Linked DNA regions of Mus musculus: regions 2 and 3 are each linked to region 1. A link is a loop called in an ENCODE intact Hi-C map of the cell type or tissue named here. Cell type or tissue: left cerebral cortex. All regions are shown on one strand.

Evidence for each region. Hi-C counts contacts between places; a loop is a spot of excess contacts. Peaks named below come from ENCODE experiments on the same cell type or tissue, not always from the same donor. Only the 100,000 strongest peaks of a DNase experiment are listed, where the experiment ranks them.
Region 2: a loop joins it to region 1, with 2.8 times the contacts of the local background. A loop is called at or near these places in 3 of 42 quality-filtered maps.
Region 3: it touches region 1 in a loop (7-fold over the local background); 3 of 42 quality-filtered maps call a loop at or near these places.

Annotation. Positions count from the first base shown.
Region 1 is chr11:81,149,477-81,157,476 of GRCm38, reverse strand. Asic2 (acid-sensing (proton-gated) ion channel 2) reads left to right here and starts at 4,574. Exons shown (of 10, transcript NM_007384.3): 1 at 4,574-5,719. The coding sequence starts at 5,012. Gm51910 (a long non-coding RNA gene) reads right to left here. Exons shown (of 3, transcript XR_003949744.1): 3 at 5,744-8,000. In left cerebral cortex, CTCF peaks have their summits at 3,725, 4,437 and 5,183 (motif pointing right); DNase peaks (open chromatin) are centred at 4,476, 5,246, 6,682, 7,881 and 2 more places; H3K4me3 peaks cover 4,012 bases; H3K27ac peaks cover 2,257 bases.
Region 2 is chr11:81,361,578-81,369,577 of GRCm38, reverse strand. It overlaps a transcript of Asic2 not described here. Among named protein-coding and RNA genes, the nearest start is that of Gm42084, 110 kb to the right of the region's middle. In left cerebral cortex, a CTCF peak has its summit at 4,939 (motif pointing right); DNase peaks (open chromatin) are centred at 6,480 and 6,665.
Region 3 is chr11:81,056,496-81,064,495 of GRCm38, reverse strand. The region is part of intron 1 of Asic2 (acid-sensing (proton-gated) ion channel 2); the gene reads left to right. Among named protein-coding and RNA genes, the nearest start is that of Gm51910, 75 kb to the left of the region's middle. In left cerebral cortex, no CTCF peak of the experiment used is centred here; a DNase peak (open chromatin) is centred at 4,732.

The sequences.
Region 1 (8,000 bases):
TCTTCCTCCTACTTCTTCTCCTCCTCCTCCTCTTCCTCCTCCTCCTTCTCCTCCTCCTCTTCCTCCTCCTCTTCCTCTTCCTCCTCCTCTTCCTCCTCCTCCTCCTCCTCCTCCTCCTCCTTCTTCTTCTTCTTCTTCTTCTTCTTCTTCTTCTTCTTCTTCTTCTTAGCTGTATGACTTCAAGGAAATAACTTAAGCTTTCTGTGGTCTCTTTGAAGTAAATAAAAGAATATTTTTCTAGATGGATTAAACACTTAGAACACTTATCAAACTTACTTCAGTGTAAAGCATTTGGAATCTTCCCTATGGATTAGGAAGGAAGAATGATGGTGATGATGATAATGACAACGGTGGAGATAATAATTGTAATGGCGGGGGTGGCAGTGATATCTATTATAATGCTATTTAAAGAGGCAACACAGCCAGGAGTGGTGGTGCATGCCTTTAATCCCAGCACTCGGGAGGCAGAGACAGGTGCATTTCTGAGTTCGAGGCCAGCCTGGTCTACAAAGTGAGTTCCAGAACAGCCAGAGCTATACATAGAAACCCTGTCTCAAATAACCAAAAAAATAGGCAACACATAGGAGAGAAAACCTAGACACTGGGAAGACTTAGAACTCACTTTGATTCTGCTCCAAGCTGTTAGTTCAGCAAAATTCCTTCCCTAAAGGGTTAGAGATGGAAATAAAGCAAAATATGTCTTATTCTATGCTTGGCATGCAATATATTTTTGTAGGCATATCATTTTCTTTCCCCTCTTTTCCTGTATTACTGTGTGTCATCAATGTGCCTGGACAGTGAGATGAGAGGCAGGAACATAAATATGAATGAGATGTAATTTCTGTCCTCAAAAGGCTCAGAGCCCTCAAGAAAGACTTGGACACACACAAGGACACTGTGCTATGGCTAGAACTATCACTGTGACATCAGCACAAGGCGTGATTGTATTGGGATCGTAGCGAAAGACCAATCATCAGCAAGAACCGAGGGAATCATCCCTTAGGAGGCAATGGGATTTGGAAGGAGAATTTTGCTGGGCTGACTGAAGAGGGCAGGGCATCTCAGTCAGCCTAGGGGGCAGGCTGAAACATGTGGTCACCAGAGAGACAGTAGTCTTTGCTTGGAGTCACATTCTCTGTTTCTTTGCCAAGATCCATGGAGGCCAAAGCAGGATCTCCCTACTCGCTTGTACCTGCTCCATATGGAGAATGGACAGGGAAAGACGGGGTAACGGTGACAATTGATCAGCCCTCACTGGCATGTGTATACCTCAAGAAGTATACAGCCAGGAAAGAAAAGCCTATAACCGCAGAATCAACCAGAATGACTTCTGACAAAACAGAGCATAGTTCCACTCCAGAGTAAGGATGCTGGGAGATGTCACATGCTTGTTTTAGCTCCTTTAACAGTAGCTGCTTCCAGGCCTCTAGGCTACCACCTTGGCTAGAAGAGGTCCCTGAATTCCCAGGCAGGGATCCTCGGTCTAAGCCAGAATTATTAGAATAGGAGGTTTTTGTTGGGAGTACAGTACACTGGCACCTTCAGAACTTCCTGCCAAAGCCAACAACTGACAGGTGCTTTCAGGGAAACCAAATCCACAGCTGAATCTCAGCATTGCTCAGCAGCAACAGTTTCTTCTCCAGGAATATGAGCAAGGTAGTGGTGGCACACAACTTTCATCTCAGCACTCTAGCGGCAGAGGCAAGTAGATCTCTGAGTTTGAGGCCAGCCTGGTCTACAGTGCAAGTTTCAGGACAGCCAAAGCTACACAGAAAAACACTGTCTTGAAAAACAGAAGAAGGAGGAGGAGAGGAAGAAGGGGGAGGAAGAGGAAGAAGAGGAAAAAGAGGAGGAGGAAGAGGTGGAGGTCTTCAGGTATGTGTAGCTGTGCCCTAGAGAGTGAGCACGGACATCCATATACATAATACGTGTGCATCGTGTGTATATATACATGATTGTGAATGAATTCATTGTGGGTAATATATGGTTGTATGGTTGTGTATATTTATATACTGTGTGTATATATACACACAATATACAGTATGCATTGAATGCACATGCAAGATTGCAGCATGTATGTTTGTATGTATGTTCAAATGTGTCAAATTTTGTATTATGTGTCAAATGTATTTGTGCAGTTGTGTGAACCTGGTAGGGCATGTGTATATATAGTGTGTGCTTGGGTACATGGACATGTGTGCTGAGTGCATATGTGTGGTGTATGAATGGGAGATGAGGGGCTCAGAGACCATCTTCTCCAGTGTTTAGATACAAGGAGTTGCTTCATGGAAAGAAAGCCCCCAGGCCAGTGGGAATAGAATATCCACTCTAGTCCTCTGCATCCTTCATAGAAACCTCCTGGTCATTTCACAAATCTTCCTAAATCCCACAAAAGCTGTGAATTCACCTTTGTTCCCAAGTCTTTCGTCCTCCAGTTTCCTGTCCCAGAATTCTGATACTCCACTAACTGGGGTGTCTGTCTTCTTGTGCTTTGGGTCCTTCATCCATTCCATCTACTCTCAGAAATGTCTGGAAATTCTTTTATCCCAAAGGTAAGGAACTCGGAGGGCTGCCTGTCTCAGTGATGTTTAGAAAGTATGTGTAGAGTTCTTTTGTGAACCCTGCATGCCAAGGCAGCCATAAGAGCAGGACCCCAGAGGCCAGCCTGGTCTACAAAGTGAGTTCCAGGACAGCCAGGGCTATACAGAGAAACCCTGTCTCAAACAAAACAAACAAAACAAAACAGCAGGACCCCAGCCCTGATCCAGAGGCTGAAAACCACAAGACCCTCTGAGACAGTAAAAACTGTCAGGGCTTTGTGATCTGAGCCTTGAACCCAGCTAACCACTGCCCAACTGTGCCCTTTTGGGCAAGCTTTAGCCTCCCTCACATCACTTAGAAAATGGAGCCAGTTGTATCTAGAAACCACATTCAGTCCCCCCACCCCGACCGAAAGTTTAAGCAGAATATTTAAAAGGCAGTATCAAAAGTTTAAAATGTCCAGGAGTTATTGAAAGCCTTGGGTGCTTTGTGGAGTCTCTTGACTTGGGACGACATCCCCTTTCTTACTCTCCCTTCTCTTCACATCCAGGGAGAGCTACTTTTGCCTGGCTTAACACCTCCAGAGAAAGGGGTTGGGGCACTTGATAAATTTCTAGAGGCAGAAGAGAGGAGCTGTCCCCTTGAGTCCATCCTGCCACAAGTCCTGTAAGTTTTCCCAGTAACTGGTCACATAGCCCTTCCTAAAAGAAATTCATACACATGCAAATCGGAAACTATACTCATTCATACCCACAGCCAAGGATGTGCACACATAGAACATACAGCCCATCACAGGCACTCGTCTACTTATGACACATCCAGCAGCCGCAGCACATCAACCCACAGGCAGCTTCACGAATTGAAGACTTGGCACAAACGCCGGTTCACATATAAACAGTTCACATCCTACACACACCCCTGCACGACACCGCACTCACACTTGCTCAAGTGCCCACGCTGCACAGTCCCATCTCTCTCCAGCCCATTTCACACGCCCAGGCATCCCTTCACATTTCTTTGCACACGGCTTGCACATAAACACAGCATTCTTACTACTCTCCATCTCTTCCACAAGCCGGTACAACCGACCACATCTGTGCTGCCCCCAACCCCCCCCCCCCGCCCCAACATCCCCTGCAACTTCAACAAGAGGCTTCCCGCTTGGTGTGCAGCGGCCACAGTGGCCAGGAATTAAAATGCAGCAAGGAGGAGCCGGGAGCGTCAGAACCGCGTCTCCAGGAGCGCACAGCGCTCGCCTCGGCCGCCGCCGCCCCGCCCGCCCGGAGCCGCGGGGCCAGCGAGCGCAGTAGCAGGTGCTCAGAGCCCAGCAGCGCCAGCCGCGCCAGCCTCGCGCGGCTGCTGCCCAAGTTCGCCCGGGGCCCGAGGAGGGCCGGGCTACCGAGAGAGGAGAGCAGCCGCCGCCACTGTCACCGCCATCGTGGACTTGGAGTCTTGAGAGGAGACGGGCCCACCGGAGCTGCGAGCTTCGATGAGCAGCGAGTCCGGATCAGCCTCAGGAGGTGTTGCTTGGGCTCCGCAGTTCCCAGCTCCCGTCTCCCAGAGAGAATAAGAGGCAAGGAACAGCATAGCCGGGTTTTTCTAAAGACGATCCGTGCCGAGAGGAAAAGCGATAGTTTCCCAGCACCAGCAACCTTGGAGGGGCCCAGCAGCGAGCAGCTTTCCGCAGGACGCCTTGAGAAGCCCCCGCCCCAGACGACAGTAGACACCCCGCGGGACTCAGGACTTGGGGAAGCCTGGGAGCGTCTCAGCAGAAAGCAGCTCCGGCAGCCGTGAGAAAGAAGGGTCCTGGAGGAAAGGGAAGGTGCAAGTCGCCACTCGGCGACCACTCACCCCAGTACACACCCACCCCACCCGCCGAGCCTGGAGCCGCGGAGTGCCTCTGGGGGCGCTCGTTCCTTGGCGCCTTCCCTCGCATGTCCCAGCACCACTGGGCTAAGGGCCAGACTAGTGGGGTCCCCGGGACTGGCCAAACCAGGCATGGTGGCCCAGTGGTCTCTCTCTCAGGATCAGCGTAAAAACTGGGGTTAGTCCGTGCAGGGGGGACTCATCTCAGGGTCCCCCGAGGTCCAGGACCAGGATAGGTCGGCGGGCACAGAGCCCAGGGATTGGAGAGGCGGCTCCCAATGGGGCCCCTCCGGAGGTAGTGCCCAGTGACTCTCGTCCTTCTGGAAGACTCGGGGCCAGCAGAGCCTGGGGGTGGGGGGTAGTTAGGAGAGGCCAGAGCTAGGGGCGGCGGGCCGAGGCGGCACTCAGTCCCGGGCGAGCGCCCGCGGAGGCGGCGGCGGCGACGCCGGGAGGGCATGCCGCGCCACCGGAGCTCCTGTCGGGAGCAGGCTTCCCTGGCACAAGCTGCGCGCGGCTGCTGCTGCTCCCACTGCTGCTGCGGACTCCCATGGCGGCTCCGCCCGGCCGGGGCCGCCGCCGCTGTCGCCAGCCTCGGGCTGAATGAATGAGCCGGAGCGGCGGAGCCCGGCTGCCGGCGACCGCGCTCAGCGGCCCGGGACGCTTCCGTATGGCCCGCGAGCAGCCGGCGCCCGCGGCGGTGGCGGCAGCTAGGCAGCCCGGGGGCGACCGGAGCGGCGATCGGGAGCTGCAGGGGCCAGGGGTCGCCCGCAGGGGGCGGCCGTCCCTGAGTCGCACTAAATTGCACGGGCTGCGGCACATGTGCGCGGGGCGCACGGCGGCGGGAGGCTCTTTCCAGCGGCGGGCGCTGTGGGTGCTGGCCTTCTGCACGTCCCTTGGCTTGCTGTTGTCCTGGTCCTCGAACCGCCTGCTCTACTGGCTCAGTTTCCCGTCACACACGCGAGTGCACCGCGAGTGGAGCCGCCAGCTGCCGTTCCCCGCTGTCACCGTGTGCAACAACAACCCCCTGCGCTTCCCGCGCCTCTCCAAGGGGGACCTCTACTACGCGGGCCACTGGCTAGGACTGCTGCTGCCCAACCGCACCGCGCGCCCGCTGGTCAGCGAGCTGCTGCGGGGCGACGAGCCGCGCAGACAGTGGTTCCGCAAGCTGGCCGACTTCCGCCTCTTCCTGCCGCCGCGCCACTTCGAGGGCATCAGCGCTGCCTTCATGGACCGTCTGGGCCACCAGCTGGAGGACATGCTGCTCTCCTGCAAGTACCGGGGCGAGCTCTGTGGCCCGCACAACTTCTCCTCAGTGAGTTGCCCTCCGCGCGAACCCGCCCTTTCTGACCCCGCGCTTCCCAGGAGTCCTGAGGCTCTTAGGTGGGCCCCAGGGACTGGACACCAGGCCCCTGTGAGTGTCACTACTTCCTGACTGGGTGTCACCTCTCCTCAGTGCCCAGGAAGAAGCCACTCTCGAATCCCCTGAGTCTTCAGGTGGTGGGAAACTTGGGCTTGGCTCTGTCTAGGAAGTCATCTTAATGCTGTTAGCGTCTCCTTGTACAGTTCCTTCCGGTGTCAGCTCTCAAACTCCTCCTTCTACTCTCTGTGGTCCCTTCTCTAAATAGTGACCCACACACACACCCGAGGTTCACGGGACCCAAAGCTACTGCTCTCTGTTTGGTCTCTAGAGTTGCCTTAAATGGGAGGCTTGTTCTCTTTGGGGAGAACCAATACAAAACCCTTCAAAAGAAATGGGCTAACAAGGTGTTTTAGGACCTCTGTTTAAGATCCTAAACAGCTTATTATTTCAGAGTTCCGCACGGAGTCTAGGAGAAAACTCCCAAGGACAGCAATGAACACCAAAGCTGTGGGCCCCTTTTTAAGGCAGTGGCAACTTTCTGCTCATTGGAAAACAAAAACCAAAAAAAAAAAAAAAAAAAAAAACAAAACAAAACAAAAAAAAAACCAAAACAAACAAACCAAAAAACAAAAACAAAAACAAAAACAAAAAAACAAAAAAACAAACAAACACCGCTCCATGAGCACACCCACCCACCTTGCTCCTCTTACTGACTGAAGGAATATCCTTAGGTGGGAAAGTTGCAGCCAGCAGGCTCAGAAATGCAAACAGCCAGGGCCAAAAGAAGCTGTGCTAGAGATTTGTGAGCCATTTGCTGTACTGGTTCCCGCACACTGTGGGTCTGGAGAACGCAGATGTCAGGCAGAAGGTATCTGCCTTGTGCAGTCTGTCTCCGAAGAGCTCTGGTGCCAGGACCCGGCATGGTGCAAGCCTGTCCAACCTTTGCTGTGTAAACGCCCCTTAGGTGGGCTCTGGCTTTTCTACCAGTGCAGAGAAGGTTGGTGTGCATTCGTGAGTAGTACTCTCAGAAGGATCGCTCTTCCGGATTTTTGTCTCTGACAAAGCTTTTCCTGGGATGGCAGAGTTGCCACGGTTGCAACAGGTGTTGGCTTGATGCGGGTCATTCTAGGTCTCTGATTGGCTGTTCTGGTTATCTCTTGCCTGAGATTCCACCCTTAGCTTCAGTCTTGACTCTGTTGATTTTTGCTGTCGGACTGAGTATAGAGTAATTCTGACTTATCCCTCTCTAACACATCCCATGCTGGGAAATGGCGAGAGTTTCAGCTGGCCTTCCGACCATCTCATCTGAGACTCCCTGCCTCTGTAAGCAGGGAGTGCTGCTAACATACACTTATACAAAGCTCCCTCCTGAACCTCAAGCATGGTGCATAAAAGCCAAAGAATACAGGCAGCAACCCTTGTGGTCAGTTGGATTTTGGCCGAACACTGGTGAGCAAGCTCTAGAGTTAGACTGAAGTTCAAGATTACATTTAAGTACAAGCTCTAAGTTGTACAACACACAACCTCTTCGATGCAATTTTGTGTTGGTCGATTATTGGTTTACTAAGCAGTTTGGATTGCCTTCTGACGGCCAGGGTTGCCTTCCGATATCACAGCAGACCTGACTTAGCAATGGCTTTCATCCTTATATTTTTAAATGAGGAGGGAACTGTAAAGAGCACTCTCTTCCTTGACATCAGCAAGTTCAAATTCTAACTTAGTATACCACCAAAATCATTACACGGAAGCCACGGGGAACCTTCCTCTCTGATCCTGGGCCTACCTGCTATCAGAAAAACCTGCCTGAGTAAGACTCAGGCCTCCTCCCCCACAAGTCTGGCACCTCCCAGAAGGTAGAAGAATGGAATAGGAGCCATCTCAGGTGGTCTACATAGATAAAGTCTAACCTGAGTCTACATGCTGAGGACATACGACCAAGACAGGCATGGGCATGAGTTGTGTGGGATGGGAGATAAGGAGCTGAGGAAAGGGGGTAAAAGTACTACCCGTTGTGCCCTGGGAACTCAAAGTGACCTCTGGTAGCTTATCATTCTGTTCCTGTCCTGGGAGTTTCAGGCCCTATAACAAGGCATGCTTTGGGCTGCTGTTTTTCTAGCTGAAGACTTCAAGAAGTGCTTTCAGGGAAATTTCTCAACACTGAGAAGACCCCGTCAGAAACTCTAACTGCCTGCTCTCTGGTGGAGCCTTTGCCATCCTTGATGGAGTGGCCCTG
Region 2 (8,000 bases), 210 kb before region 1:
AGGTTAGTTTCCTCCTACATTTGTTCTGGGCCCTAAGGCATTGCCTGAAAAGGGATCTGGCCAGGGCATTGGTCATGCCTGGCCCCATCTCTCCTGGAGAGGAGAGCACTGGTTTCAGATAGTCTCATAAGGAAGGGACTCAGATCGTAGCAAGCAGAATGCATGCTCAGTAGAAAATACCCTGGGGCTCTGCTCACCAACTTCCTCATCATCCTACAGCTCCAAAGCTATGGAAAGAGGATGAAAATGCCCAGTTTAGCTGGGGTTAGCATTTCTCTATCTTACTTATTGTGTTTGAGTGTGCTTGTTCTCGAGTGTGCAGTGTATACTCAAGTCAAAGGTGACCCTTGAGTGTTGTTTCAATCAACTTTCACCTTTGTGTTTGTGTCCACTTTTGTTTTTGAGACAAGGCTGTTGCTAGCATCTGGATGGCACTGACTCATCTAGTTGACAGCTTAGGACCCTCTTGCTCCCACCTTTCGGCACAGGATTAAAAGCATGCACCACTGTGCCCTGCTTCTTATGCAGGTTCAGCGAATAGAGCTCAGGCTCTTGGGCTTGCAGGTCAGGCACCTTACCCGTGCAGCCATCTCCTGGGTCCCAGAAGTTGTTCTGTTGATGCTCATCTTCTTCTTTGAGCTTCTTCATCCTGTCTCCCAGGCAGCAATATTGATAGTTACTTCGTCTTGGAAATAAGTTGGGAAAATGTAAATCTTAACTACTTTGGAATTAAGAAAGGCTTTTCCTAAATAATCCTCCATTCAAAGAAATACAAAAAGAGTTCGCCTATTACCCAGAAAAATGGGAGCCTGCGGGGGGGGGGGGGCTGGGGGGCAGCTAATGCTGTGCTTGGAGGATGCTCACTAGCCTTCCATGCTTTTCCTATCTTGGGGAAAAAGCTGAAGACAATTGCACTCCATACTCAGCTGCAGAAATTAGATAAAGAACTATAAATTAAATTAGCAACAGCACAGGGGATGCGACTTAATGAAAATGAAATCTAAAATTAATGCCATAGAAAAGAATGAGTCCTCTGCATTCATTCTCGGCGCCCTCCATGCCAGCACCTTTACTTCCGTACACCTCCACAGTCTTGTTGCCAAGCCTAGCTAAACCCCCGTGTCTATGAGATGTAGCCTATGCCTTTGTAGACCTGACTGAGAAGTCAGTTTGGTCACACACACAGAGCGCTAGACCGGACTACAGGGCATTCAGTTCTGAAACTAAATTCACCACATTTATCTCAAAGTCACTTTCTCTTCCTGGGGCCTGGGTTTCCAACCTGTACATTAGGGGCTGAGGCTGCCTGTTGGCACTGACAGCTGTCAACGAGACTCTATTTATGACAGTTACCCTCTCAGAATGTCAGTCAGTGAGTGCATGGAGCTGTCCCAGCGGGTTAAACCCTAAAGAGCTGATAGAAAAGGTGGTGGGATATTTGAAGGACAAACTCAGAAAATGAAGGCAGCCCCGGGCAGCTTGAAACTTAGGCCTGGGCTCCAGTAGCATAATGCAGCTTTCTATGCCAGTCAGATCCTTGTCATTGACTCAAAATCCTGGGCAAGACAATTTAAGGCAATGCAGAATGCTTACACTTCCAGATGTTGAAGTTCATAGCTCATGGCCCACAGTGAAGTCTATGATCCTTGGGACAGACTGAGGTGAATAGAGTAATACATAGATGTTCAAAGACAGAGAATGCATGCTAAGGTCTTCTGTAGGTATTACACCCCACCCAGATGCTTCCAGGAGGAGGTGGTATGGATGGGTGGAGCGTGCTCTGTGACCATGGCAGTGTGGGCACTAGCTGCCTACCTACCAGGTTCCAACCAGGTTCTAGGTGGATGGATGCTTACAGTCACTAAGCCTATTCCTTTTTCAAGCACTTTTGGGGATCCAGAACTGTACATGAAATCTTCCAGCTGTTGAATATTGCTCTCTTTAAAAGAAGTAGAAACCAATTAGAAAAATAAGTCTTGGGAGCCATAGAAGATGGCTCAGTAGCTAAGAGGCTAAGAGTGCTTGTCATTCTTACAAGAGGTCTGAGTTTGGTTTCCAGCACCTGCAGCTCACAATCACCTGTAGCTCCAGCTTTGGAGGAGGATCTGGTACATTTTTTCTGGTGTCTGTGGCATTTGCACACACACACACACACACACACACACACACACACACACACACACACACACACATGCAGAGAGAGGGGTGGGGAGAGAGAGATCTTAAAAAGAAAGTAAAACAAGTCTGTCAGGGACACAAATTTCTACCAGTCAATTTCTGTCTGTGGCTCTTCAATAAGGGACCCCTGCTATAGCCAACCCAACATGGGGGAAAAAAACAACAAACAAATAAACAAACAAAACCCTCAAAGTTCAGAGGTACAGCTAACAACCTGAGGACACATGGAATGTTAGGGACAGAGTCCAGGCGAGGACTCCCTGGCTATTGTTCTCTTTACAGTTCTGTAACTTTACCACCGTGAGATGCCCATTTGAAGAGAAAGGACGCGAACTTTCCCATAACCTGGCTGCAAGAATACCTGCTATTTCTTTAAACGTCCCCAGACTCCTTCTTTTATATGGAAGGAGCATGAAACCTAGGAAATAAAACGGGATATGCATTTCCCTTACAGGATGACAAGGCTGGGCAGGTCCCGTGCTGCCACGCCCAGGCCAGCCTTGTCCTCCCCAGTTCTTTTAGCTTGTGGAGAGCTCCCAGGGTGAGGGCTATATCCAGCTTTTGGTGAGTTGCTAAAATCCTCTGTCCGTAAGCACATCTCTGACAATCTGTGTTGCACAGTCCCCAGAATCAGCCCCCAGGGAGCATCACCTTAACTCTTCTCTCTGTGGGGGGCTGACTCTGCAGCCTGCCAAGGCACTTACCCTCTCTGATGAATGATAAACATGTCTGCAGCAGGCACAGAGCCCATCAGCCAGTTCTGATTTGTCTGCTAATTGGACCTGGGGCTAGACTGGCATGCCTGTCTGTTGGTAGGTTAGTAAAGTGCACGGGAGGGAAGGATTCTGAGACTGGAGTCCTAGAGACCAAGGTGTGGGTCCTGATGCTTATGAACCTGTTGACCTTAGGGAAGAAGTTGTTCGTAGTCTCTAGGCATCCCTTACTTCTCTGTGCAATGGGCATCATGCAACCTGCCCCTTAGATGGATACTACCAGAGTCCAAGTTAGAAGAAGGTTTTGAACCCGTGACAAATAAAATATGATGCTCTCATTTAAAACCTTTACAAGGCCTTTGTGCTTGAAGTCCAAAATGACACAGCGCCAGCCACCCTTACCGCCCTTCTTCCATATGAGCTTTCTCTACTCTCTTGGTGGAATCAGTTGGCTTTTATGGAACTCTTTCTCTGAGTTGGGCATTGAGCTCAGCAGCAGACATTCACTATCTTGTATGTTCCTCCCAACATTCCTACTGCTAATGTGACCAACTAGAAAGGAAAGCTTGGGAGCTTCAAAAGGCAGACCCAAAGACTTCCCTACTAGTGTGGGAGCAGAGATATCAATGAACTATAGAGATAGACTGTTTTCTCATCTTCCTCTCATCCCCTCCACCCACACTAGGAGGGCTCTGAACATCCTATAACTTCTCAAGAGCCCTTCTCACCATTCCCCTTTGCTTGGCGGTCTCTCCTGCTTGGCATTCATGCCTATGTAATGTTTTGCTTGAAGTCCATTTTCCAGACTACCTCCTCAGACTGTACCCCAATGGCAGGCAAACATTCTTTTCTCCCTTGTCCAGGCTTCCAGAACCTGGTTGCCACTGTCAGCCCTGAGATGCTGTCACACCACACTCCTGCCACACATTGTCAAGCAGGTCACAGTCCTGTTAGTGTACTTTGTCATCTGCTATGGTATCATGACCATCACAGACCCTAGGGGCTCCTTGCCAGAAAGGACTCTTCCTTCACTTGTCTTTCCATCCCTGGGCCACCATGCACCAGCACACAAGATTCAAAACTGCTCTGCAAATGAAGGAGAAAGGGGGAAGGGTGGAGGAAGAGAGAAAGGGAGGGAAGAACATGAAGAAGGAGGAGGGGAAAGAAGAGAAAGGAGGAAGAGAAGATGGAGGAAGGCAGGATAGGCAGCAGTGGAAAGCAGAGGGATGAAGGAGAAAAAGAGGGCCTTAGGGAGGAGGGTGGGGATGAGTCTATTTCTAAGAGTGTTAATTCAATAAATTCTGCTAAGAATGGTCATCAAATGATGTTTTTCTTGTTGGGGACCTGTCTAGACCATGGTTTGCTTTTGTATAATCTTGGACTACAAAAAAAAGGCTTTTATATTTATTTTCAAAACTACAAAAGGAAGAAAAAGAGACACATAGTATCTGAAAGAGACCATGAATTTAAAATATTTATTACCTGTGTTCATGATAGAAATGTTTGTTGAACCACCTAGCACAAAAGGAGGAAAACCTCCAAGTCGAAAGAAGTTGCAACTCAGTTAAATAGGAAAATATCCACCTTGGAGGTGCAAACCCAAGAGAAGAGAGTGGTCCCTTCCCTGGCGTGGAGAGCCCCAGAGTGGTGATAAGGGTAAGCTGCCCACCTCTGTCTCAGCACGGGATTCGTGGAGCCTCACTTGCAATGCAGTGCAGACACTCACAGAGCAGCTAAAGGGGGCTAAGTGGATATCCTACCCACCTGTCCAGAAGCAGCGTGGCTAAAGCAGCCAGTTTGACGGACTAGTACAGGCACTGTGATAAGGATGGAGATGCAGTGACTCCAGTCTCCCGAGGAGAAGAGTCCCAAGTCTCTTAGTCTCAGTGAAGATGACAGGACATGTACTCAATCATCTGGCCATTAAGTGGTCTCCAACTTTCACTTGCTAAAACTCTTAGATAGTTTATTTTTATTTTATTTTACTTTTTGCATGTATGTGTGTTTGGGTCTAAGTGTTTATGCACATGAGTGTACTACCCACAGAGGCCAGCAGAGGGCACTGGATTTCCGCAGAACCATAATTACAGGTGGCTGTTAGCCACCTGATGTGCTGGAGACTGAACCTGGGCCCTCTGCAAGACCAATAAACACCTTTAACCACTGAGCTATCTTCCTAATGATGATAGGACTTTCTCCAAGAAGCCCATCCTCTTCTCAGATGGTGTTCTGAGCATGCGTTTCCTCTGTAAATGGTGACCATAACCAAGCTCGTATTAGTTATTGAGTATCTGCTGTGTGGGAGGCAATGGGTGAGGTGTTTTTCCTATATCTACATTATCTCAGAGATGAAGATCAATATCTCCATTTTACACCTGAGAAAATTGAAGGCTGGAGAAATCAATGAGCAGGTGACTATCAAATGGCAGGGACAAACCTGGTAAATTAGCCCCAAAGCCTAATTTTTTCTATATAGCTCAATTAGTTGTGTTTGTATATGACACAACTAGATTTTGTGTATGCACATACATAATTAGTGTCGACTAAGAGGATTGGATTCATATGTATTGATTGATTGATTGATGTCTGAGACAGGTTTTTAGGAGGAGTTTCTGTTTCTCTCTCTGTCTCTCTGTGTCTCTCTGTGTCTCTCTGTCTCTCTCTGTGTCTCTCTGTCTCTCTCTGTCTCTCTGTCTCTCTCTCTCTTACACATACATCTACTACTGACTTAGTTCTTTGTCCAGCCTCTTCTGTACCCTGTATCTGTAGATCTGATACTCTAGATCGACTCCAGACCTCATGTTTATTTCCATTTCATCAAGAACTTTTTTAGCACTTATTTCATAAAGAGATAAGTGGGACGGGGGAGTGCCTTTTCTAAGATGCTAGAAGTCTAGTGAAGGGGCAAACAAATATTCAATCTAAAAGAGAAGCGCAAGCTAACAAACCATTGGCTATCATGGCCACTAGCCTCAGGATTAGAGCAGTTGTAGATCTAGACATTGTTCTCCAAGAGTTCTTTTCTTACCCTGGGCTTGGCCATTCAAAGTAACAAGAGCTTACAGATGAGGGAGAACAGAGTGTACATCCCTGCACAGAGACATCAGGGTATTGGAAAGCTGAGTGATCTGCATGGATGGAGCTTCAGCCCTTATCCAAGAAGGAAGTGGAGGAAGCAGAAGCCAGATCCCTGGGGCTATCTTTGTAATACACAGAGAGATATATAATTTGTATGAACAACAATGAACATGAAGGGTTTAAGTAGGATATAGGCAGATTAGAATGTGAACAGACCTGAATATCATATGAAACTGGATTACGTGTGCAAGGGGATCTGTCAGCTTAAGTTGGAGAAAACACCTACAAAGGTATGGAAAATTGCACTGCAAGATGGTTGATGGAACCAGAATGTCTTGGTACCTTATTGGGTGAGACAGAGGAAGGAGGGAGGAATCTTTGTTAGAAGTCTCCGAGACCCCCACTACATTCCTCCTTTAGAGAACTGGTTACTTTCTTTGGAGAGCTGGCTCCTTCTCAGCCTATGGCTGGGATCTATTCTTGATGCCTGAACCCACACAAATCTCAGATTATACCTATGTAGGCTCACTGCAGTTATGCCCTACCTCCACATCAAAATGACTGTCCAAACTGTCAGCATCTATTAAATATGCCGTATTAACAGCCCTTGGTCAGTCACTTCCTCTATATCTCATCCTCCCCAAACAGAACCTGATGGCAGCAACACCCACCCACCCCTGCTCTGGCATCGCTAACTCCACCCTCCGCCTCCAGGCCCCCACACAAAGCTGGTGAAGAAGGCTAATATGGTAGATTCAAGCTCTCGTGACAGCTAGGAACAATGGACCTGAACCAACAAGATGAAATTTAGCAGAGATAAATGTCAAGTTCTACACAGTGAGCCCAGAAATCAATCACAAGGACAGGATGAGGAGAGCTGATTTGCAGTAATGATAAGGAAACATCTAGGGGGAGTGGCAGAGGAGCTGGACAGGAGCCCAGCTGTCACTAGGAGCAGGAAGCAATGCCTGCGTTCAAAATAGCACTAACAAAGTTCAAGGCTGAATCAACAGCAGTGTCCAGGTAGGGGAAAGCAGCCTCCTGGTATTCGGTTAGGACTGTTTAGATCCCAGCTAAAAGGCATGGGTAGTGCCAGACAAGCATGCCCAGGAGAACAGAAAGTGTTGACTATTGCTATGAGAATGCTTTGAGAAAGCAATTCTGAAATCTTAGAAATGCAGCAATGGCTGGCAGAGCCCAGTGCTTAGCTAATGCAAGTGCTCACCATTATTTTTCTGGTTTCCTTGGTTGCCCAGCACATCAGAAATTATCCCAAGGCTGAGGGGCTGCACAAAACGTCCTCCCTAGTTCTGTAACTGCCCCTTTTCTGGTGATGAAGATAGGAGAAGGGATGAGGTCACGGGGCTGTCGCTGGCATCTCTGTAATGTTATCTTTTTTATCCCAAGTTCTTTGAATTCATCGATCAGTGAAGTGGGTCTGCTGTAAATTCAGTCCCAATGTGCATCCTCATCCTGGAGTGTGGAGTCCTGTCTTTAGGGATTAACTCTGCTTAACCGAGGAAGAAACTGAGAGGCAGGAAAGGCTTGTGGCGTTCTCAAACGTACAGACCATGTTGGTGGCTAAGCAAGGGTTAGAACTGAGATCAGTCAGATGTCCTTTCTGAAAAGTGTCCTGGTGACTTCTATCCTCCCCGAACTGCTCACTGCTTCTAGGGGCAGTGATGGAAGATCTGGAAACAGGGAAGTGGGAGGAGAGGAGGACGAGAAAAGGGAGAAAAGAAAGGAAAAGAAGAAGAGAAAGAGACGGTGGAGAAGGAGGGCATGGAGTGGTAATGGAGGAGGAGAAAGTGGTGGAGGTGGAAGAAGAAGGGAGACACTGGCAGGCAGTGGTTGCAACAGCTGTAGTAAAGGTGACAGAACACAGGCCAGCGACCTGAATGCTTATGACCAGGAGGCTGTGCTCAAGGCATCTGCTAGCCACAAAACTGCTGTTTGCCTCCGTGAAGTGATCCAATTTCTTGGGTAATTTCCCCCGAGGACCCTGGATCCTGGATCATCTCTGACCACCCC
Region 3 (8,000 bases), 93 kb after region 1:
ACGAAGTCCTTTAGGGTCAGTTTGCAAGAGACTGACCATGCTGGGGGTATGCAGTTAGCCCAGGAACTCCACCCTGCATCTAGCTGTTTTCTTTCCCCCAGATCCCATCTCTGTGTCAAAGAAATTAAAGCCTAGGAATTCTGTTCTGTGTTGCGTTGGACCCAAGCAGAGAGATTATTAGGGGATAGAAAGGAAAAAGACAGTGCTTGCCCAATGTGACTTAAGAGGCAGAGCCAACCTGGCCTGAGACTGCGCTCTGTGAAGTCCCTGCCCAGGCAGGGTCAAGGTGCTGGAAGACCTTGGCTCAGATCCCAGTGTCTCTGTCCAAGGGAAGGCTGCCCATGCTCCTGCTCTTGGCTTCCTCCCTATTGAAGTGCATACCAGTTACCTCCCTGGATTGTGTGGAAACTAAGAAGGATACTAGGCACAGAACAGCTCAGGACCTGGCACACAGTAGGTAGTCAAAAAAGGGTCACTCCCCTTCCTCCAACCTTGAACCAAAGACTCCTTATACCTCCTCCTGCAACGAGTCAAGGATTTAGCAAGCGAAACTTCATAAGTGTTTCTGTTTCCCAAGAAGTACGATGCTGCTGTTCTGAGAGTAAATATTAAATCAAAGATCCCCAAAGTCACCTTGCCTGAGAGTCCCAGAGTCCCTACTCCCTGGCCATACTGTACTTTTTATGGTCCTGGTGGGTTTCATTACAGGCTTTATCCCCCAGAATCTTTTCCTGTGCTGACCCTAAGCATGAAACATCCATCACTATTTTCTATGGAGCTAGAGATACTCTTACTGTCCAGTCCCTGCTGTGGTCCCAGAGCAGGATGTCAGGGAGTCCACAAGGCCCCAAGAAGGATGGATGCTGTCAACCCAACCTAATTGTCTCCTGATACCATCACTGGGGAACTGTGTGCCAAGAAACAGCACAGCTGCATGTCCTCAGCCCTGAGGCACACAGGGAACTCTGGTGGTAAAGGGGGCCAGAGTGAAACAATCCAGACAAAACCAGAACAGAAGCAGGTCTCCATCAAGCAAAGGTTGGGTGTGCACGCTGCCAGGACTAGAAGATGATATGGATTCTAGCTAAGGGTTTCCCAACATTCAAGTTATTACAACCTCAGCCAAAAACAGACAAAAGAAACCTGCTCCATCATCAGGGACATTTGAAAACACTAAATTCCGATAGGCAGAACATTTCTCTTTGTGGAAGTGATCATTAGCACCTCGAATAAATAAACCTTCTCGAAAATAGGAACAAAATGTACAAGACATTGTTAACTTTATAAATGTAGAAACATTTTCTCCCGACCCCAACTATTTCCCAAAGAGCGTCCTTCAGAACCACTGCTCCCCACATGGGGAGTCGAGAATCCTGGTTATTGGGATTTCTGTAGAGCTCAGGTCAGGAGCTTGCTAGTTTTTCTGCTCCCAGGATAGGGTGATGCCAGTGACACCTGGGGGCAGGCTTTGAAGACTGAACAGTCAAGGTCAGATCGTCTGCTCCCTGGAACCAAGCTTATTTTCCATGCTGGAAACGAATTGATAACTACTACTTAAATGAAGATTAAGTACTACCACCTAACTAAGGAAACAGCAGGCCCTAGAGCAGGCCCTAGAGCAGGGTTCTCAACCTGTGGGTCACACCCCATTTGTGACATCAAAGAACCCTTTTATAAGAATTGAATATCAAATATCCCGCATAACATGATTGACAGCAGTAGGAAAATTAGCTATGAAGTGTCAAGGAAATAATTTTGTGGTTATGAGTCACCACTACACGAGGGACTGTGCTAAAGGGTCACATCATTAGGAAGGTTGCGAACCACTGTCCTAGAGAGAAGGGATCAGAGCAGATGGATTTCTGTAGTGAGGAGTTAGTGGCTAAGGCTCTGTGCCTTCAGACTACTAGTGAGAAAAACGTGTCATACTCACGTAAGTAACCTAAAGACCTGATCAGACCACATAGCTACACAGTTTGTCCCAGTAAGCCATTTAGTGTCCAGGCTTGGCTCAGTCCAGGATCAAATGCTCTCACCTGGGTAAGGCTGCTGTCTTGCCATCTGGTTTCAACTGAGTCACCATCTCATCTCTGTGGCTGCTAGAACTTCCCAGCTGGGTATTCTTGCTGCTGCATATCCAATAGGAAGGAAAGCTTATTCTCCAACAGTACGCGCGCGCACGCGCGCACACACACACACACACACACACACACACACACACACTAAAAATGAGCTGTAATTGGCCTGTCTTGGAGCATGTGCTTGTCTCTAAACCAAGTAAGCAAGCAATCTGTTGATTGGTAATAACTGTGGGTCCAAATGGAGTCTCCATCACTTGAAGACTTGGTGCACAACCAGGGAGAAGAGACTGGGGTCTAGTCAACAGGAGGATGAATGGATGATGGACAATGGACACAATAGGAGTTGACAGCAGGTAAACTCTCCTGACCCCCAGAGTGGCCAGGGTGGTCTTTGCACACTTCCCAGATGGCACGGAGAGCTCCTACAGATACTACCAGGCTGGCCTTTATTGACTGAGCAGCCTGACCAGGGCTGAACCCACAGCTAATAAAATCACAGTGGGCAGAGCTGAAGCCAGGAGACTCAGGTAAAGCCTAAGCAGAAAAGCAACAAGCTGGGTCTCTTACAGGATTTTGATGGTTTCAGAGTTGGAAAAGCAGACATTAGGAAGACTTTAGAACAAAACCAAGCCTCAGAGAGAAGGAAACCTCTGTTTTACCCTTTAGAATACAGAGATAGGGCTCACAAGTCTAATGTTAACTAAGCACTAGGTTGACTCGAGGCAAGGTATGTGCTAAACGCTTCCCTGTGAGGCTCTCCCACACATCCCCTTAAGAGAGGGGTGTGGCTCTCTTAAGGCTGAAGTAAGTAAGTGAGTAACCCTGACCTCATTTAGATCTTGGATCCTAAGGAAATTAAGCCAGAGTGTTGCCTGTCCCCACACATCTGAGAAAAGGATAGCAAACTGTCTGGGCTAAGATCTGACCCTAGAGTACTCAGCCTGTACCTGTGGGAGTTCAGTTCTAGGTCTGCTCTGGATGTCCAAGGGATAGGGAAGTCACCACAATAAAGGCAGAATATATTGCCCACCCTTGAGGGACATGGCTATGCCTGGAGTAAGAGAAACCAATGATGGACACTTGCTTTTTCCTCAGTCAGGGAGGTGCTGATGCTCATCATCTTTGAAGTAAAATGGGAGCAGTTAGGAGCAGAACTAGCTCATAGTCAAAAGATCTTTTAATAATGAAATGATTTTTAAATGTCATATTCTGGGGATCTCTGACATGTTGGAAGTCCATCTATCTACTCATAGCATACCTGAACAAGCAAAGAATGCCTGTCTCCAGCTATCTATACTATACTATTCAGGATGTGTATTTGTGATAATCCAGACTAATATCTAACTTGACTATGAGTTTGATTGACTGACTATTAACTTGCATTATTTAATTATACTAAACAGCTTGTAACAGCAACTATTAAAAGGACTGATATCAAACCTTGTATGTTTAAATGAGTTGCATAGACACAATGCCTACCTAAGAGTAGCAAAGTTAATCTTATATTTTGCATCAACATACAAAGATTTATACCAATGAAAACCTTAAACCTGAATCAATATAAAAAATTTGTGCCAATATAAGGAAATATAACTTGAATTCTTCATCAAAATGTAAAGATCTCTACCACTGTACGATTACTAATGATGTGGAGGAAGACTGTTTCGTACCCAACACTGGAGACTACTGGTTCCAACTGAGCTCCTGGGGTTAATGTCTTCCTTGAAGATGTTATTCATTTATTCATTGGGAATACTTTGATTAAGGGACACTGTGTATCGTATGCTGATGTAGATGGATAGACAGAGATCCCCAAGTCAACACCCTCACAGCTTGGAAATGACAGAAGATAGATGCGATAAATAAATTATGAATTATGTAGGACAATGATCAATAAGTCAGGGGAGAGTGATATGTATTGAGAAGTTAAGAATTAAGATGAGGCTAGAAAAAGTCCCTACAAAAAGAAAGAGCCATGTGGCAGGAGGGAAGGAGTGTTCCCAGCGGACAGGACAGCAGAGGACCTGAGGTGGGAGCTCACCTGGGATGTCTAACAAACAGTGGAAATGAACTTGGCAGGCAGATGAAACCAGATCATACAGGGTCTTATCACTCCGGAAACTTGGCCTTCCTGTGCATGGGCTGGGAAGTAAGTGGAGAGTCTTGAGCAGAGAAACAGCATCCTCTTGCAGTGTCACTGTGGACACAATACTGGGTTGTATGTTCTTAGATGTTACCCTTAGATAGGCATTGTGCCTGTGCAACTCATCTAAAAATATAAGGTTTAATCCCAGTCCTTTTAACAGCTGCTATTACAGACCAGGAGGGTGGAAGCAGACAAGGAGGTCTCCCTTAGATGCTAATCTAGGCAAGAATGAGGTGATGGGAAGAGTCAGATGCTGAGTGTGTCTGGAACCAGAGCTAACAGAATTACAGCCATGGGGATATTCAGGTTAAAGAAAGTGAGGAGGGTGACGACAAGACCTCTTGGTCTGAGAAGCAGAAAAATAAAGTTCCCATCTGCTAAGATGGGAAGGGCGGAGGAGGAGACTGTTTGGGAAGAACTGTGAAGAGCCCAGTTTAGGACAGGCATGGACATCCGAGTGGATATGCAAGTGGGCAGCTGAGTGTCGGCACGATCAGATTGAGGAGGTGGACCAAGCCAGATTTACTTGTGAGTTCTCAGCAGATAGGTTCTTTTTAAATCTCTAGGACAGGACAAGAGCCTCTAGGAGTGAGAGCCGAGTCGACCCACTCAGAGAAACATGTGGAGTCCGTGCCTAGACACACAGAAATGAGGTGCATCTCCAGCTCCAAGAGAGAGGGCTGCAGGGACACATGGCCGTGGCTGGTAGAGGGAAGCTCAGGGCTCTCTGAAGAGGGTCCTTCAGCCACCCCTCAGGGTGGAGAGCGTTGCTCAGGAAGAGGGGATGAAGTGTGTGAGGGGAGGAGACAGAACAGAGTATACAGCTGGCCCACAAGGTCTGTGAGAGGGGGAGGGGTGCATGGTAGTAAGAGACAGGCCTTGGATATAATCATGTGGGATTTGGCTTTGTCCCAAGTACAACTGAAAGACTGTACATGTGTAAATGTGTAAACGCCATCGTCAGACTCACTGGCTGGACCATGAGAGGCGTTTCCGAGTTGGAGGTGGGATCAAGGCGCTCCTATGCCAAACAGCTTCAACAATCATCAGGAGCCTATAGGTTTTGAGTCCTTCATTTGTCCATGGCACAGTCACTTCCCTGAAGCTAATCAAGTATTTGTCAAGAGTGAAGCCACATTTGGGGTCATAGGAGGTAGTAAGGAATCTTAAGCATGTGGATTCCATATTGCTTTAACTCTGCAAGCCACTTAATGGGAGAGGTATGACCAGTGGTCCTAGTTAGTGTTTGTTGTGGGATACAATACACTGGCCAAAAACAATCTAGGGGAAAAGAGGGCACTATTTCAGCTTACAATTCTAGGTTACGGTCCATTACTGGGGGGTCAGGGTGGGTCACAACAGCAGGAGCATGGGATAGCAGGCCACATCACAACCACAGTCAAGAACAGAGAGAGATGGGCGCATGCTCTCACACCTGCCTGCTTATGCTGAGCTAGCTTTTCCTCTCTTTAACAGCTCAGAGCCCAGCCCATGACAAGGTGCTGCCTGCATTAAGACCCACCCACCGGTGGGTCTTTCCACCTCAGTTAACTTCATTAAGACAATTCTCTGCAGACCGGCCCATAAGCCAACCCAATATAGACAATCCCTGATTGAGACCATCTCCCTAGGTGATTCTAGACTGTATCAAGTTGACAACTAAAGCCAACCACTACAATATCTGTATTTTAAGGAACCAGTGCAACAGGCTCAGAGAGTTGTACCCCAAGTTCAGCGTTAGCAAGACCTAACGCAGGGAGCTAGGCATTGAAGCTGGGTCTGTAAGTGCCTCCCCAGTGAAGCATTTCCTGTCACACAATTTGCCAGACCTTGGATGGTTAAATGAATAGGCTAAACGCTTCTCACACTCCAGCCACACTTGGCCTTTCCTTGACATGCTGTGGATCGAATTTAAATACTGCCTTTTGAATCAATGCTCATTTTATTAGCAGGAAGCATTTAGAATGAGCCATTACACTATCATGGGGGCTTTTATTACTGGCCCTTAATAAATGTTTGATGCTCGAAATGGTTATGAGCCCACAGTGTGAGGACGGTCCCACCTGCTCCCTCCCCTGCAGTCTCTGCCACAAAATTAGCTGAAGTGTTCGTTAACAGAGTTATCATTTAGCCTACTTTTAACTGGCATGGGGCCAGAAAAATAAAATAAGCGTATCAAGAACCACGGAAGGCTATTTAATGATAGTGAAGTTAAATTGAGAGAGTTGGCCTTCCCACTGGCTTGTTATCAAGAGCCAAGTTTCCAAGCAAGACACTTCATAGCATGATGCCTAAGCCTGCATAAAACTTATTTATTTACTCTCAAGACAGGGGTTATGTGTGTCAGCTTCCCACACATCTTGCCCCAGCAGAGCTAGTGACATTTAAGGAGGCCTGGGTCACAGTGATCTGTAAACAGCTTGGTACATGCATCTCGTTGATTGACTGTAGCCATGCAGGTGATGGTCCTATGTCCCTAGGGTACAGATCTCCCAGGAGAATATAGAAAGGGTCCCCCCAGGCTGGAGCACCACATAGGCTGATACTGGCAGTTGAAGGTGACAAGATGCCAATTCATGTTGCGGTCAAGCCACCTAGTTCAGTGACCATGTGCCAAGTGTCGTGACAACTGACAAAGTCAAGCCATTTCACTGGAGTACCCACTGAACACAGAACAATCTCATGTCTGGATGATGGACAAGTTATAATACCTGAAGCTTTTACTGAATGCTCACTACACACTGGGCATAAGGCCAGTGTGTATGTGTCAGCTCTGTGGCCCGCTCAAGAGCTGTGTAAACTTAGTTCTGACATTATCTCTAACCTTACAAATGAGGAAACCCTGAATCAAATGGTTAAGCACTTTTATCAGGGCCTACCATGCCTTACGACCTGTGGGCCGGGGGCAAAGGTGTACGTAGAAGCTTATATAATACATGTATAAATGTTTCCATGTTCTGAAAACAGCCAACAGATTTTTAAATAAAATGTCTGTCGTTCCAGTTGGCCAATACACCTTTACAAGCACTTCAGTACCTGGCTGTAACTTGAGATTTTTTAATTTATTTTTAATTAATTAATTAATTAATTAATTTACATTTCAAAACTGGAAACCAGGAAGGGTATGGTTCCTGGCTATGGTTACTCAGCCAAGTTCTGTGAGGCTTCTTCGACATACATGTGAGCTCCCCAGTTCACACATCCAACCTCCAGCACCCCAATACGATTGGCCACTCTTTGAGAAAGGGGCTTCATATGCCAATGCCGTGGTCTTTCTCCTTTACAGAAGATGGAAGTCTACCATCGTGATCCTGGAGGCTGACTTGGGGTCTTTGGACAAAGATCCAGAGCCGCAGTGTATGAGCCGCTTTTGTGTCGCTCTAACAAAATACGTAACAGAAACAATTCAGAGGAGAAAGGGTCTTTTATTTTGGCTCATGATTTCAGTCCATCCTAGCAGGGGAGGCACAGTGGAACATCCCCGCTCAGGGCAGCAAGACTGTGGGGCAGAGGCTGTTCACATGGTGCTGGAGTGGAAGGCAGAGAAGGAAACAGGGGCAGCCATAACCTTCAAAGACATGCCTCTAAGGATGTGTCTCCTCCAGTTAGACTCTGCCTCTTCAAGTTCCACAGCCTCCCAAAGTTGTGCCATCAGTTGAGGAATAAGTACTCAAAGCATAAGCTTATAGAAGACAGTGAAGATTCAAATCAGAAAACCCAGTGATGTGGAATGTGGTCTGTGATCAGAACTTGGGTTCTGGGAAGGCATGTCT